Regions from separate parts of the Homo sapiens genome. Here region 2 is linked to region 1. Evidence: chromatin contacts called from ENCODE Hi-C or POLR2A ChIA-PET data. All regions are on one chromosome and are shown on one strand. The core of a region is the stretch at or near the end of the contact, and the rest is flanking DNA. Distances in the headings are between cores, read along the strand shown.

Evidence for each region. Hi-C counts contacts between places; a loop is a spot of excess contacts on that map. ChIA-PET counts read pairs that join two places held with the same protein, here RNA polymerase II (POLR2A). Pooled maps may share reads with other maps.
Region 2: a loop to region 1 is called in a map with no recorded cell type, with 22 times the contacts of the local background. The contact joins the promoter of SDF4 here to the promoter of ATAD3A in region 1. A Hi-C loop is called at or near these places in 3 of 37 single-sample maps with no recorded cell type and 12 of 50 pooled maps. POLR2A ChIA-PET finds 5 or more read pairs at or near these places in 2 of 52 experiments (MCF 10A and WTC11).

What each region holds. Positions count from the first base shown.
Region 1 is chr1:1,508,508-1,514,925 of GRCh38, forward strand. ATAD3A (ATPase family AAA domain containing 3A) reads left to right here and starts at 3,655. Exons shown (of 16, transcript NM_001170535.3): 1 at 3,655-3,966. The coding sequence starts at 3,762. It also overlaps a transcript of ATAD3B not described here. RefSeq lists enhancers at 1-505, 506-1,147, 3,403-3,462 and silencers at 2,963-3,162, 3,613-3,772.
Region 2 is chr1:1,226,833-1,233,250 of GRCh38, forward strand. It overlaps SDF4 (stromal cell derived factor 4), which reads right to left and starts at 5,169. Exons shown (of 7, transcript NM_016176.6): 1 at 5,060-5,169; 2 at 1,636-2,114. The coding sequence starts at 1,940. B3GALT6 (beta-1,3-galactosyltransferase 6) reads left to right here and starts at 5,405. Exons shown (of 1, transcript NM_080605.4): 1 at 5,405-6,418. The coding sequence starts at 5,447. RefSeq lists a silencer at 4,647-5,506 and enhancers at 5,123-5,804, 5,805-6,418.

The sequences.
Region 1 (6,418 bases), core at 2,405-4,904:
GCCCTCCTGAGCACGGCGCCCAGTGGGGGTCCCCACACCCTGACCCTGACCCACGGGTGACTCCCTTTGGGGACTCCATGCCCTTTTCTGGCATTAGGATGGAGAGTGACCTGTCTGGCAGAAAGGCTGGACCTGAGGCTGCCTGAAGCGACACCGAGGGCCACAGCCCCAGCAGCTCCAGCCTTCACATGCTAGATGCCAAGCCCTGTGCCCAGGAGGACAGGAAGGTGGGGCAGGGGTGGCCTTGGTGCCACCAGCCACGTGCCTCAAGGTGGGCAGTGGCTGCCTCTGCCCTGGAGGCCTGTGAGGGTCAGGGTCTGAGGGTCTGAGGTGCACTATGACCCGGGGGCACTGCCTGGCCACGGCTGAGACACGCAGAGGGTCTGCAGTTCCCACCTGCCTCTCGGAAGCTGCCCTGGGTCGGCCGTCAGTGAGGCTCCGCCTTGGGCTTTCTATTATTAGAAAGTCATTGAGCAACAGCAGTGCTGAGGACGCAGGCAGGGCTGTGGGCACTGCAGGGGCTGCCCCCGGTGTCCACACACGTGCTGGGCTCTGCCGAGGTGCGGGAAGCCTGTGTTTCACGCTCAGGCCATCCTGGAGCCCCTGGTTTGGTCCCTCCCCACCTCGGGGCCCTGGCGTGCATTTGGGGTGGGGGGTTCCCATGGCGGCCTCCCTCAGCTCCCTCTCTCCCCACTAGGCCACGGCGTATGCCTCCGAGGACGGGGTCCTGACCGAGGCCATGATGGACACCCGCGTGCAAGATGCTGTCCAGCAGCACCAGCAGATGATGCGCTGGCTGAAGAGGGGGAGGCCTGGGCCCGAGGACGAGCAACCCTCATCCTGAGTCCATGGGGAGACCACACCTCACGGAGCCTGGCCGCGGACCCCTCCCACCCCTGCCTTTGCGGCCCCGCACATTTAGGAAATACTCCCCGTAATAAAGTCCCACGGGGGCCGCACCGCTGTGTCTATTGGCTGGGGCGGGGTTTGGGGCCCCCTAACGTCCCCCTGGGGTCAAAGGTGACAGAAAAGGCAGAAGCTGGGGCTTTCTGGAGGATTTAACCACAGAGGGGTGGGCTGCACAGGAGGTGCCTGCCACGGCAGGGCCGGGTGCCCGTGCCCCATCCTGAGGCCGTGCATACGCGGGTGCCCTTCGCCTCCCTCCCCTCCGCCAGAGCTGCCTGTGGCCAGACACACGGTGGAGGGAAGTGCACGCGAAACAGACACAGCGGCTTCAAATAGATGCCGCCCCTGCCCGCGCTTTGCAGCTAGTCCCTGCAAACCTTGATGATGGGGCTGGGCGCGGTGGCTCACGCCTGGAATCTCAGTGAGGCCAAGGAGAGTGGATCACCTGAGGTCAGGAGTTCCAGACCAGCCTGGCCAACATGGTGAAACCCCATCTCTCCTAAAAAAAAAAAAAAAAAAATTAGCCGGCCGTGGTGGCAAGTGCCTGAAATCCCAGGTACTCAGGAGGCTGAGGCAGGAGAATCACTTGAGCCTGGGAAGTGGAGGTTGCACTGAGCTGAGACCATGGAATTGCACTGCAGCATGGGCAACAAGAGTCAAACTCCCTCTAAAAAAAAAAAAAAAAAAAAAAAGGGCCAGGTGGCACATGCCGGTGGTCCCAGCTTCTTGGCTTGGAGGCTGAGGTAGGAGGATCGCCTGAGCATGGGAGGCAGAGGTTGCAGTGAGCTGAGATCGCACCATTGCACTCCAGCCTGGGTGACAGAGTGAGACCCTCTCAATAAATAAATAACCAAAACCTTGATTACAGCCATGGGGTGGGGGTGGGGGGACGTCTGGCTATTGCTGGGGAAGTCATTTGGTTTTTCTCCTCCTCTCCTATTTTTTTGGTACAGACGGGGTCTCTCTTTGTTGCCCAGGCTGGTCTCCAACTCCTGGGCTCAAGCAATCCTCCTGCCTCGGCCTCCCAAACTGGCGGGGTTACAGGCGTGAGCCACCGCGCCTGCCCTGTTTTCTTTTTCTTTTTTTTTTCTTTTCTTTTTTTTTTGGCGATGGAGTCGTGCTCGCCCAGGGTGGAGTGCAGTGGCCTGATCTCGGCTCACTTCAACCTCCACCTCCAGGGTTCAAGCAGTTTTCCCGCCTAAGCCTCCGGAGTAGCTGGGATTACAGGCGCACGCCACCATGCCCAGGTTAATTTTTGTATTTTTGACAGGGGTTTCACCATGTTGGCCCGGCTGGTCTCAAACTCCTGTTTTCAGGTGATCTGCCCACCTCGGCCTCCCAAAGTGCTGGGATTACGGGTGTGAGCCACCGCGCCTGGCCGGCATTTTCTGGCTTTTTTTTTTTTTTTTGACAGAGTCTGACTCAGTCGCCCAGACTGGAGTGCAGTGACGAGATCTCGGCAGCTCACTGTGTTATATGTAAATTTTCTGTGCCGCCAAAGAAGTAGAACTCGAATATAAATTTTTCTCAGCTAGATAATTTACTTCTATAGAAGGGGACATCTCATAGATGGAGCAATGGCGAGCGCTTGGACAAGGGAGGGGAAGGGGTTCTTATTCCTGACGCGGGTAGCCCCTACTGCTGTGTGGTTCCCCTATTGGCTAGGGTTAGAATGCACAGTCTAAACTAGTGCCCATTGGCTATTTTAAAGGGAGCAGGAGTATGGGCCAGAGTGGCGGGGTGAGTGGTTTGGCGGGAAAAATGGTTATGGGACAGGTAACTAAAGGTGACTCAGGTCAAAGCAGGAGACCGGGATTAGTTAGGACGGAGCAGGTGACCAGGGCAACAGATGTCAACTACTGACTAGAACTGGTGGAAAAGGTTGTTTACTGAAACTGCGAGGAAGGTAGACTTTAAAATGCAGGACAAAGACTGAACATACTGATATACTGATTCTTTGAAGGGAAGTTTAGAACTCATTGTATCTAACATTATTCAGGCTTAAAACAGTTTCCAATCCAGTGGGAAAAGTCACTCCATATATTCCGTGAAGTCAACCAGTTCCATCAAGGAGAAAGTCAGGGCCGCTGGGAGCGCGTGGACCGTGGGCTCCGGGGCGGCGCCTGCCCGGGCACCCCGGCCCCGTCCACGCCCCGCAAGAGGAGCTCGCTGGCCCCGCCACGCGGGAAGGGGTCGCCCCGGGGTCTTGGGCGGGAGGGCCGTGCGGGCTGCGGAGACACCGAGGAGGGGAGGCGCCTCTCCTGAGCTCTTGGCGCAGCGACCCCAGGGCGCCGACTCATCGCGGAAGGGCTCGGCTTGCCCGGGCGCCGGTGCCGCCTCGGGTGAGGTTCCCGCGAGACTCTTCTCTGCGTCCTGGACTCACCGCAGGGCGCCCCGCCGCACGGATCGAGAACCTTGGGGCTCCCTGGAAACTTGCCACCCGCTGCCGCCAAGGCCGGAACTCCTCGGAGCCCCTAGCAACGGAGCCCCTAGCAACGGAGCCCACGCGGATGCGGCGCGGGGCTGACGCTGCCTTGGGTTCGCCTACGTCCCTCGGGAATTTTGTCCCGGCGTGGCTCCCGTAGCCAGATGCTTCGCCGCTCCCGCCCCGCTGGCTCCCAAAGCCTGTTCGGCAGTCGCGGCGCCGTCGCTATGGCGTCACTGTCCTCGGGGCCAATCCAAGGGCTGCGCGCGTGTCCCTTACGCGCTTCTATCGCCGGGAGGAAGGGGTGTGTGTGGCGCCTGCGCAGTGGCGGTGACCACCGGCTCGCGGCGCGTGGAGGCTGCTCCCAGCCGCGCGCGAGTCAGACTCGGGTGGGGGTCCCGGCGGCGGTAGCGGCGGCGGCGGTGCGAGCATGTCGTGGCTCTTCGGCATTAACAAGGGCCCCAAGGGTGAAGGCGCGGGGCCGCCGCCGCCTTTGCCGCCCGCGCAGCCCGGGGCCGAGGGCGGCGGGGACCGCGGGTTGGGAGACCGGCCGGCGCCCAAGGACAAATGGAGCAACTTCGACCCCACCGGCCTGGAGCGCGCCGCCAAGGCGGCGCGCGAGCTGGAGCACTCGCGTGAGTGCGGCGGGGCGGGGCGGCGCGGGCGGGCGGGCGGGACGGGCCGGGGAAGCGGGAGCCCTGGCCCTTGCCGCTCCTCGCCGCTGTCGGCAGCCACTTCCCGGGCGAGACTGCGCCCCCGGAGCACCCCCGGCCGGAGCCGTGTCGCGTGCCGGGAGGATCGGACTCTTTCCGTCACCCGTTTGCACCTCTGCAGCTGTCAGGAGCGGGTCAGGTGCGGAAAGCGGTGCGGAGGTGGCGCTCATAGGTTACAGGGGTCAGGGTCTGGGGCTGGCCGTGGTCTTCAGTTACCGCCGAGCGTGCGGGATCCTTCTGCGCTTGCCGCCTCCACGTGGCACAGGCCAAGGCGTGGCCAGATGGGTAGATGGGTTTGTTGGGTGGTTGCTAGCAGTTTCCACGTAACAAGGGAAGCGTATTTGAGAGTTACTTGATTCTAACGAGACTAGCAGATTTGCACTTCTTGTTGGAAGACGTTAGCATTTGCACGGCGAGGTCTGTGAAGCCACAGGCCAGGCCGTGCTGCTCAGCTTGAGTAAACCCCTGACCCAAGGCCCTCAGGGTGTGAGCACTCACCATGTTGTTCAGGCTGGTCTTGAATTCTGGCCTCAGGTGATTCGCCCACCTCGGCCTCCCAAAGCGCTGGGATGACAGGCGTGAGCCGCTGCTCATGGCCTTCCTCGGTAATTTTAACCATCAGGTTAGGATGGGAATCAAGGGCTGGACTTCAGGGCACCTCGGAGGACAGCGGATGTTGGTGACTGACTTTCTTGCTGCAGGCTTATTTGGAGGGTTCCTTTGTGTCCTAGTTCCTGGGGGTTTTCACCCGCTAACTTCACTTAGAGATTGAAACTTCTCCCACTTCCAGAAGCTGAATCGTAGTGATCAGCCTGCGGCCCCCTGCAGTGGTACAGGCCTGGTTGAGCAGCCTCAGGCCGCCTCCCCATAGTGCAGACCTGTGCCTCTGAGTTGCTCCAGTCCTGGCGGCCCCGGAGCTCCTGACCCGCAGTCCGCTCTGCCGGCGTTGCCAGTGCCTTGGTCTGCCCTCTCTGTGGTGGAGCGGGGCCCGGGGCAGGGTCTCCAGGTGCACCGTGGGGAGCCCTCCATCAGGCTTTTGTTTCCTGTGGATTGTGTTCCAGGTGTGGGCTCTTTCATTCTGATCCCTTCCCTCCTTCCTGGCCTCACTGCTGGCAGGTGAGAGAGGTTTCTCCAGAGTTGACTGCCCCCTTTCCCCGGGTGCCCCCTGCCCTGCCCCTCTGCCTGGTAGCCCCTCTGCAAGCCCGGCCCCTCCCGACGCTCCTGGCTTCCTCCGTGCCCCTTTCCTGGCAGCGGGTCGCCGAGATTCGGCCGGAGCCCATTGCTTTGTCCTTGCTGCTCTCCAGGCAAACGGGCGGCTCCTCCTCACCGACTGCCTCCTCTGTCCCTTGAGGCTATAGCCCCATGCCGCCTGGTTCCCAGAGTGCCCTGACCCCTCCTCCGGCCTGTCCTTGGAAGTCACAGCAGTACATTATCCCAGAACTGTCTGTGAGCACCAGCGCTCGCCCTGCACTCCACAGAGGGGGTGCCTGGAGGAGAGCCTCGTGCCCTGTGGGTGTGAATTCACGCGCTGGGACGCACGTCCCTGGCACAGGGTCACACCAAAGTGGTGAATGATTGTTCTCACTCTAATAACCGAGAGGCCACACGGGCACCTGACCTGCTCTTTCCCCTCTCCTCCTCCCCAGAGTCACTGGGGGTAGGAACTGTCAATGAGCCATTTTCAGGGGAGGGAGTGGCCTCAGCTTAATCCAGCCAAAGGTCCCCTCGGGAGGAAACAGGCAGAGCTCCTCACCGTGACACCCACGTTCCTGTCACTGCTCTGTGGCAGGACCCTGGGTGACTGACACACCCTCAGTCCCCTCGGGGTCAGAGTGAGAGTGGTTGAGAGCCCGGGGTCGCTTCAGCCCTTGGCTTCCCGAGCTTAGCAGCCAAACCCGTTGACCTGGCACTGTCTTCCCTGAGAGGCAGGTCCCGGTCTCATCTGTGCTCTGTTCACTGGGGCCCCCGAGGTTAGCTACCAAGGCGCTTCCTGAAATCTGACACTGATGCCCGTCAGCCCAGTTCGTGCCTAACCACAGGCCCAAGCAGACCCACCCCAACACCAAAGCGTCGCTGCCTCTGTCTAAATGCAACGAGTGCTCCCCACGGCACTTCCCCCTGCGTCAGTCACCTCCAAAAATTACACCTGAGCTGAGAACAGACGCTGGGCTCTAGTTAGTGACGTGTTTGCTGCAGTTGACTCTGAAGGCTTAAAAAAGTGAGACGGGCTGCGGGAGGAAGAGAGACGGGAACAACGCACCAACCCAGGAGCATCGGGGGTCCCTGCCTACTTTACGTGTCTTTCTGTGTTAGCAGATTTATATGTTTATTTATTTATTTGAGATGGAGTTGCCGTCCGTCGCCCAGGCTGGAG
Region 2 (6,418 bases), core at 3,919-6,418, 280 kb before region 1:
GCCCACCCCCAGCACCGGCTGAGCAGGGACGGGGACCCTTCCCCTGTGATGCCGCGAGCCAGGCCTTCGTGAGCTCAGGGGTGGTGAACCTGACAGGCCCCAGGGGCACCAGCAGCCTCTTCGTGGGTTGGTCAGCTCACCACCAAGTGAACTCAGGCCACGCAAGGACCCCCGAACCGTACCATCTGAGGAGAGGTGCAAGGGGACACCACACCTGGTGCCCAGGTCCTCCAGCTGGCACCGTGCCTCCGTCCCACCAGCTCACCTGTGCTCCGCCCGAAAGCCTGGATCCTCAGGGCCCTCCCGCCTGGCCCTCAGCCCAAGGGCCGTGGCACAGCCAGACCAGTCCTCACACCTTTCCTACCTGCTCCTGCACCCCAGGACCCCAGCCCTGCCCAATCCCCTTGCTCACCAGCTTTGCCACCTGCCCCTCTGCACTGGTCCTGGAGCACCAGGCCCGGCGGGAAGGCGAGCTCGTGGCCAGGCCCTGCGGGAAGGCGAGCTCGTGGCCAGGCCCGGCGGGAAGGCGAGCTCGTGGCCAGGCCCGGCGGGAAGGCGAGCTCGTGGCCAGGCCCGGCGGGAAGGCGAGCTCGTGGCCAGGCCCTGCGGGAAGGCGAGCTCGTGGCCAGGCCCTGCGGGAAGGTGAGCTCGTGGCCAGGCCCTGCGGCGGGGGCTGCCTCCTTGTGCCCAGGTCTCGCAGGTCCCAGGAGGCCCAGGGTGTTCTCTCACCTGCACCTCGGCTCCCTGCCCGGCACCCTGGCTGGCCTGGGGGACTCACGGGCACGCCCTGACCCTGCTCTGCCTCCAGGGGTGAGGCCAGCGCTGAGTGCAAGTAGGTTCCAGGGCCACACCGCAGGGCACCCCGGCCGTGCCGTAAGGAGTAAGGCGCCCGTGCAGGACCTGGCTCCTTGTGGGTGAGTGGTCAGGTTGACCCATCTTGGACCCCTCACAACAGGCTCTCGAGACTCAGGGATGGGGTCGGGGGAGAAAGCTCGGCACTAGGCACAGAGGCAGCAAGAGGGTCTCGGGACTCAGCAGGGTGGGGGCAGTGACGGCCAAGGATGGGCCACTGACAGCACAGCTCTGCTCCCGACCAGGCCAGCAAAACAAGCCAACCCCACACACCCCCAGCCTGCGTGTGATACGCGGCCCGTGTGTGACAGGGACCCCAAACACACAGGGTAGAGGGCGTGTCAGGAGGAGCCCAGAGCACCCTGTACCAGCTCTCCAGCCACCTGTGGCAGCCCCTCACTCCTCAGCCAGGCCTCGTCCAACTGGGGCTGCAGCCTGCGGAGGCTGCCCGTGGCCGGCGTCTGCCCCTCAGCATGGAGGACGCTGACCACTGCAGTGCCGCGTGGGCTCCTCCAGGCTGTCCTAGGGACGGCCACACAGGCCCACTCTGGCCCTCTGAGCCCCCGGCGGACCCAGGGCATTCAAGGAGCGGCTCTGGGCTGCCAGCGCAGGCCTCCGCGCAAACACAGCAGGCTGGAAGTGGCGCTCATCACCGGCACGTCTTCCCAGCCCGGCAGGTCCCGACACAGGGCCCGGCGCCCCCCACCGCGCAAAGCCAGGATAGGAACACACAGGCGAGCGCACGCGGACAGCCCCCCAGTCTGGGCACATGGCGGCACCTACTTGGAAAAGATGACCATCAGCTTCCTCCGGCTCCGCCGCGGCTCCGCGTCCTCATCAAAGCCACCCAGGTCCTTGCCTAGGAAGACCTCCTGGTGGAAGCCGCGATTGAGGTGCCCGTCCATCTCCAGCTTCACCCCGTTCAGGTGGTCTGGGGGCAGGATCTCATTCTCCTCCCTGTTGGCTACTCTCTCTCGAGTGGACGAGTGGTTGGCAGGCCGTGCAGACGCGTCCATCAGAAGGACTGCCCCCAGGAGCCAGAGGCAGCACGGAGCCAGGCCAATGAGGGGACCCCACCTGGACGCCATCGCCACCCAGGGCCAGACCATGGGGCGGGCTGCAGGGTGTGGGCCAGGTGCTGGGAGGGGCAGGGGCAGGGGCAGAGGAGGAAGTGAGGTCCTGGCTCCAATCCAATCCCCGGGCACCACGGAGGGCTCTGTGTCCCCAGGACGGCCGCAGGATGGGGACAAGCAGCTCACAGTCTGCAGAGAGACACAGACACATCATTAGCAAGACTCAGCAAAGACTTCCCCAAGCACGTCTATCCTGCAACATGAAACATATCCTCGATTCACAGGATCCAGACATGTGGCATCGCCTTCTCCAGACCACACGTGGCACTGCCTTCTCCAGACCACACGTGGCATTGTTTTCTCCGGGCCACACGTGGCATTTGTTTTCTCTGGACCACACGTGGCATTTGTTTTCTCCGGACCACACGTGGTGTTTTTTTCTTTATTTTTAGAAACAGGGTCTTGCTCTGTCACCCAGGCTGGAGTACAGCGGTGACCACAGCTCACCGTGACCACGAACTCCTGGGCTCAGGTGATGCTCTGGGCTCAGGTGATGCTCTCGCCTCAGCCACCGGAGCAGCTGCGACCACAGGCGTGCACCCCCACGCCCAGTAATTTATTTTTATTTTACTCTTTGTAGAGACGGGTCTCGCTGTATTGCTCAGGCTGGTCTCAAACTCCTGGCTTCAAGCGATCCTCTTGCCTCAGTCTCCCAACGTGCTGGGATTACAGGCGTGAGCCACTGTGCCCGGTCTTTTTTTTACAGACACTGAGTTTTCAGCCCTGTCTCTCCGTCTTTCCATCTCTCTCTCGAGCTGTCAGCACCTCCAGGGGCTAACCTGTCCCCATCGCCCAACACCTGCAGCACAGCTTTCCTGTGGGGCCCGGCTCTGTCCCTCCTGGCATCATGCCACTGACCCATGGGGTTAGGGTCACTCTCCAGACCCTGACTTGAACATTCTTGAGATCTATGACCTTAGCTAAGTCATGTGGCCTCCCCGGCCTCAGCTTCTCACTAAGAAACAGGAGGCTCCCCCTCTCCCCCCGACTGACCAGGCTTTGCGAAGACAGCCAACCCTAAGTGCAGAGGGCGTCAGGGCCTGGTCCCAGCAAACAAACACACAACCCCCACACACAGATGTGCACACACACATCCACACTCACGCATGCACGTATTACACACATGTGCCCTTGCCCACACTCGCGAGCGAACGCCAAGGCCGAGGAGCCCAGAAGTCTGTCCTGCCGTCCGAGGCGTGGCCAGTCCTGGTGGGAAGCAGGGGCTCACAGGGCCTCATGCCTCATGTATCCCAAAGGGAACTCGGGGTCCTTCTCACCCACGAGCCTACTCCTTTCACAGTCTGCCCCTCCGGCAAACACCTGCGGGTCCTTTCGGGTGCCGCTGAGGCCCCGCCATGTCACAGCTGTTCCCTCAACACACATGGACTGAGACTCCTGTTCTGTGGCCGTCTTATTCAGCTTCACTGTTCTGGCACCTGCCACTCTGCCTGCACACAGTAGGCGCTCAACGAATGCTACCCTGGGTAATATTAAACGAAAAAATGCTGCCTCCAGGTATCGAGAAACACCAGTGGGGCCGCCATGAAAGTGGTCCTGAAGTCAGTGCAGTCTGCCACAAACCAAGAGGGGTACAAGCCTGAGTTCCCCCAAGGAAGGAAACCCTGGGTGAGGGGCTCATGTCTGATTTTTTTTTTTTTTCTGAGACAGAGTCTCACTCTGTCGCCCAGGCTGGAGTGCAGTGGTGCAGTCTCGGCTCACTGCAACCTCCACCTCCCAGGTTCAAGTGATTCTCCTGCCTCGGCCTCCCAGTTAGCTGGGATTACAGGCACCCACCTCCACTCTCCACTAATCTGTATTTTTAGTAGAGATGGGGTTTTGCCATGTTGGCCAGGCTGGTCTCTAACTCCTGACCTGAAGTGATCCTCCTGCCTCGGCCTCCCAAAGTGCTGGGACTATAGGCGTGAGCCATGCACCCGGCCTGATTTTCTGAACATGGCTGAGGGCTTTTCCCTTCCCTAGTGGTGGCATAATTCTATTCCTGTCGTCCCAGATCGCCTGACCAGGGGAGAGTCCTGGATAAGAACCAAGACACCTCCTCCTGGTGCTGACTCCACTAACTACAGTCGTAAAACACACGCTGTGTGCAAAGAGACTGTACTTTGTTCCTAGAGAAAATAAAGCTAGTTCTTGATTCTACATATCTTGATGAGTTACACGGTTTACTTGAGGCAGGAGGATCGTGAGACCAGCCTGGGCAACACAGTGAGACTGCGTCTCTTTAAAAAACAAAAACAAAAAGATAAGACCCTGTCTCGAAAAAGGGGGAATAAAAAGTAACCCAAAAGTAACTATAAATATCAGGAGTCCATCAAGTGGCGCTTCCTCTCCTGGCTTCAGAGTATCTATTCATCACGGTGTGCCAGGTTCGCAGCACAGCGGAGCGGGCCGGTCCCACCGGAATGGGGTTTCGACTTCGCCATCCCCTAGCAGCTCAGTTCCCAGCAAGGAATCAACACACCCTTGCAAAACGGACGTGGGAAACAGCTTAGGCAGAGACGCTATTTCTTTGCCATCCCTGGGCTTCAGCTCTGGTGGAACGAGGCTATTTCTGGCAGTTAACAACACACACGGTTAGATTCTAAAAGCTCAACAGGGTTCATAACACCGCCTCTGAGCCAGACATCAAGGGCTCCACACAGCCGACTTCACATCTCCAAATCCTACTAACTGGGGATGAGGGTCCACGCGGTTCAGAAGCGGAAGCGCAGGCGCAGGGAAGCGGGGCAGCTTGTCCAAGGTCGCCTCGCCGATAAACGCGAGTCCAACCAGACCCCTTGGGCCTCCGTTTCCCGGTGGCATTCGTAGGTTTTGGCCAGTAGGAGACCAGACGTGCCGGCGGCCGGGGAGGCCAGCGTCGTCGGCCTGTCCCTGCCCCCGGGAACCCCGGGAGCCCCGGTGGCGGCGGAGTCTCGCCAGGGCTCAAGGCCGAGCGGACGGACGATGCCCCAGCCCAAGGCGGGAGGCGGCGGCGGCCTCCAGACCCGCCCTCGCCGTCCGGCCGGCGTACACTTGGCCCCGCGGCCTGCAGCGGCCGTCCCGGGCCCCTCACTCACCGGTCTGCCTCCCCGCGCTCGGGATCCGAGGACCGGAGCGAAGCGTCAGTGACGCCGCCAACGGGCCCGGATCAGGCCACTGCCATCTTTCTTGCGGGCGGGGGCGGTGCGAACGGGCGCGACCTCACGGAGGGGACGCCGGCGCCACCATCTCTCCTCCGGGCGGAAGCGGTCGCGGGGCCGCTCCGAGGTTGACCAATGACAAGGGTGCCCGAGGCCACGTGACGGCCGCCGATTGGCCGCCGGCCTCCGAGCGCCCCGGGGCTCGGCGTCTGCGGAAGGCCCCGGCGCGCTCCCAGGAGCGCCGTGCGCACGCGCACCGCCCCGAGCCGGCGGCGCCTGCGCACTCGCGAGTCCGGCCTGGGCCGCCGGCCCGGCGCGGGCGCCATGAAGCTGCTGCGGCGGGCGTGGCGGCGGCGGGCGGCGCTAGGCCTGGGCACGCTGGCGCTGTGCGGGGCGGCGCTGCTCTACCTGGCGCGCTGCGCGGCCGAGCCCGGGGACCCCAGGGCGATGTCGGGCCGCAGCCCGCCTCCCCCCGCGCCCGCGCGCGCCGCCGCCTTCCTGGCAGTGCTGGTGGCCAGCGCGCCCCGCGCCGCCGAGCGCCGCAGCGTGATCCGCAGCACGTGGCTTGCGCGGCGCGGGGCCCCGGGCGACGTGTGGGCGCGCTTTGCCGTGGGCACGGCCGGCCTGGGCGCCGAGGAGCGGCGCGCCCTGGAGCGGGAGCAGGCGCGGCACGGGGACCTGCTGCTGCTGCCCGCGCTGCGCGACGCCTACGAAAACCTCACGGCCAAGGTGCTGGCCATGCTGGCCTGGCTGGACGAGCACGTGGCCTTCGAGTTCGTGCTCAAGGCGGACGACGACTCCTTCGCGCGGCTGGACGCGCTGCTGGCCGAGCTGCGCGCCCGCGAGCCCGCGCGCCGCCGCCGCCTCTACTGGGGCTTCTTCTCGGGCCGCGGCCGCGTCAAGCCGGGGGGGCGCTGGCGCGAGGCCGCCTGGCAACTCTGCGACTACTACCTGCCCTACGCGCTGGGCGGCGGCTACGTGCTCTCGGCCGACCTGGTGCACTACCTGCGCCTCAGCCGCGACTACCTGCGCGCCTGGCACAGCGAGGACGTGTCTCTGGGCGCCTGGCTGGCGCCGGTGGACGTCCAGCGGGAGCACGACCCGCGCTTCGACACCGAATACCGGTCCCGCGGCTGCAGCAACCAGTACCTGGTGACGCACAAGCAGAGCCTGGAGGACATGCTGGAGAAGCACGCGACGCTGGCGCGCGAGGGCCGCCTGTGCAAGCGCGAGGTGCAGCTGCGCCTGTCCTACGTGTACGACTGGTCCGCGCCGCCCTCGCAGTGCTGCCAGAGA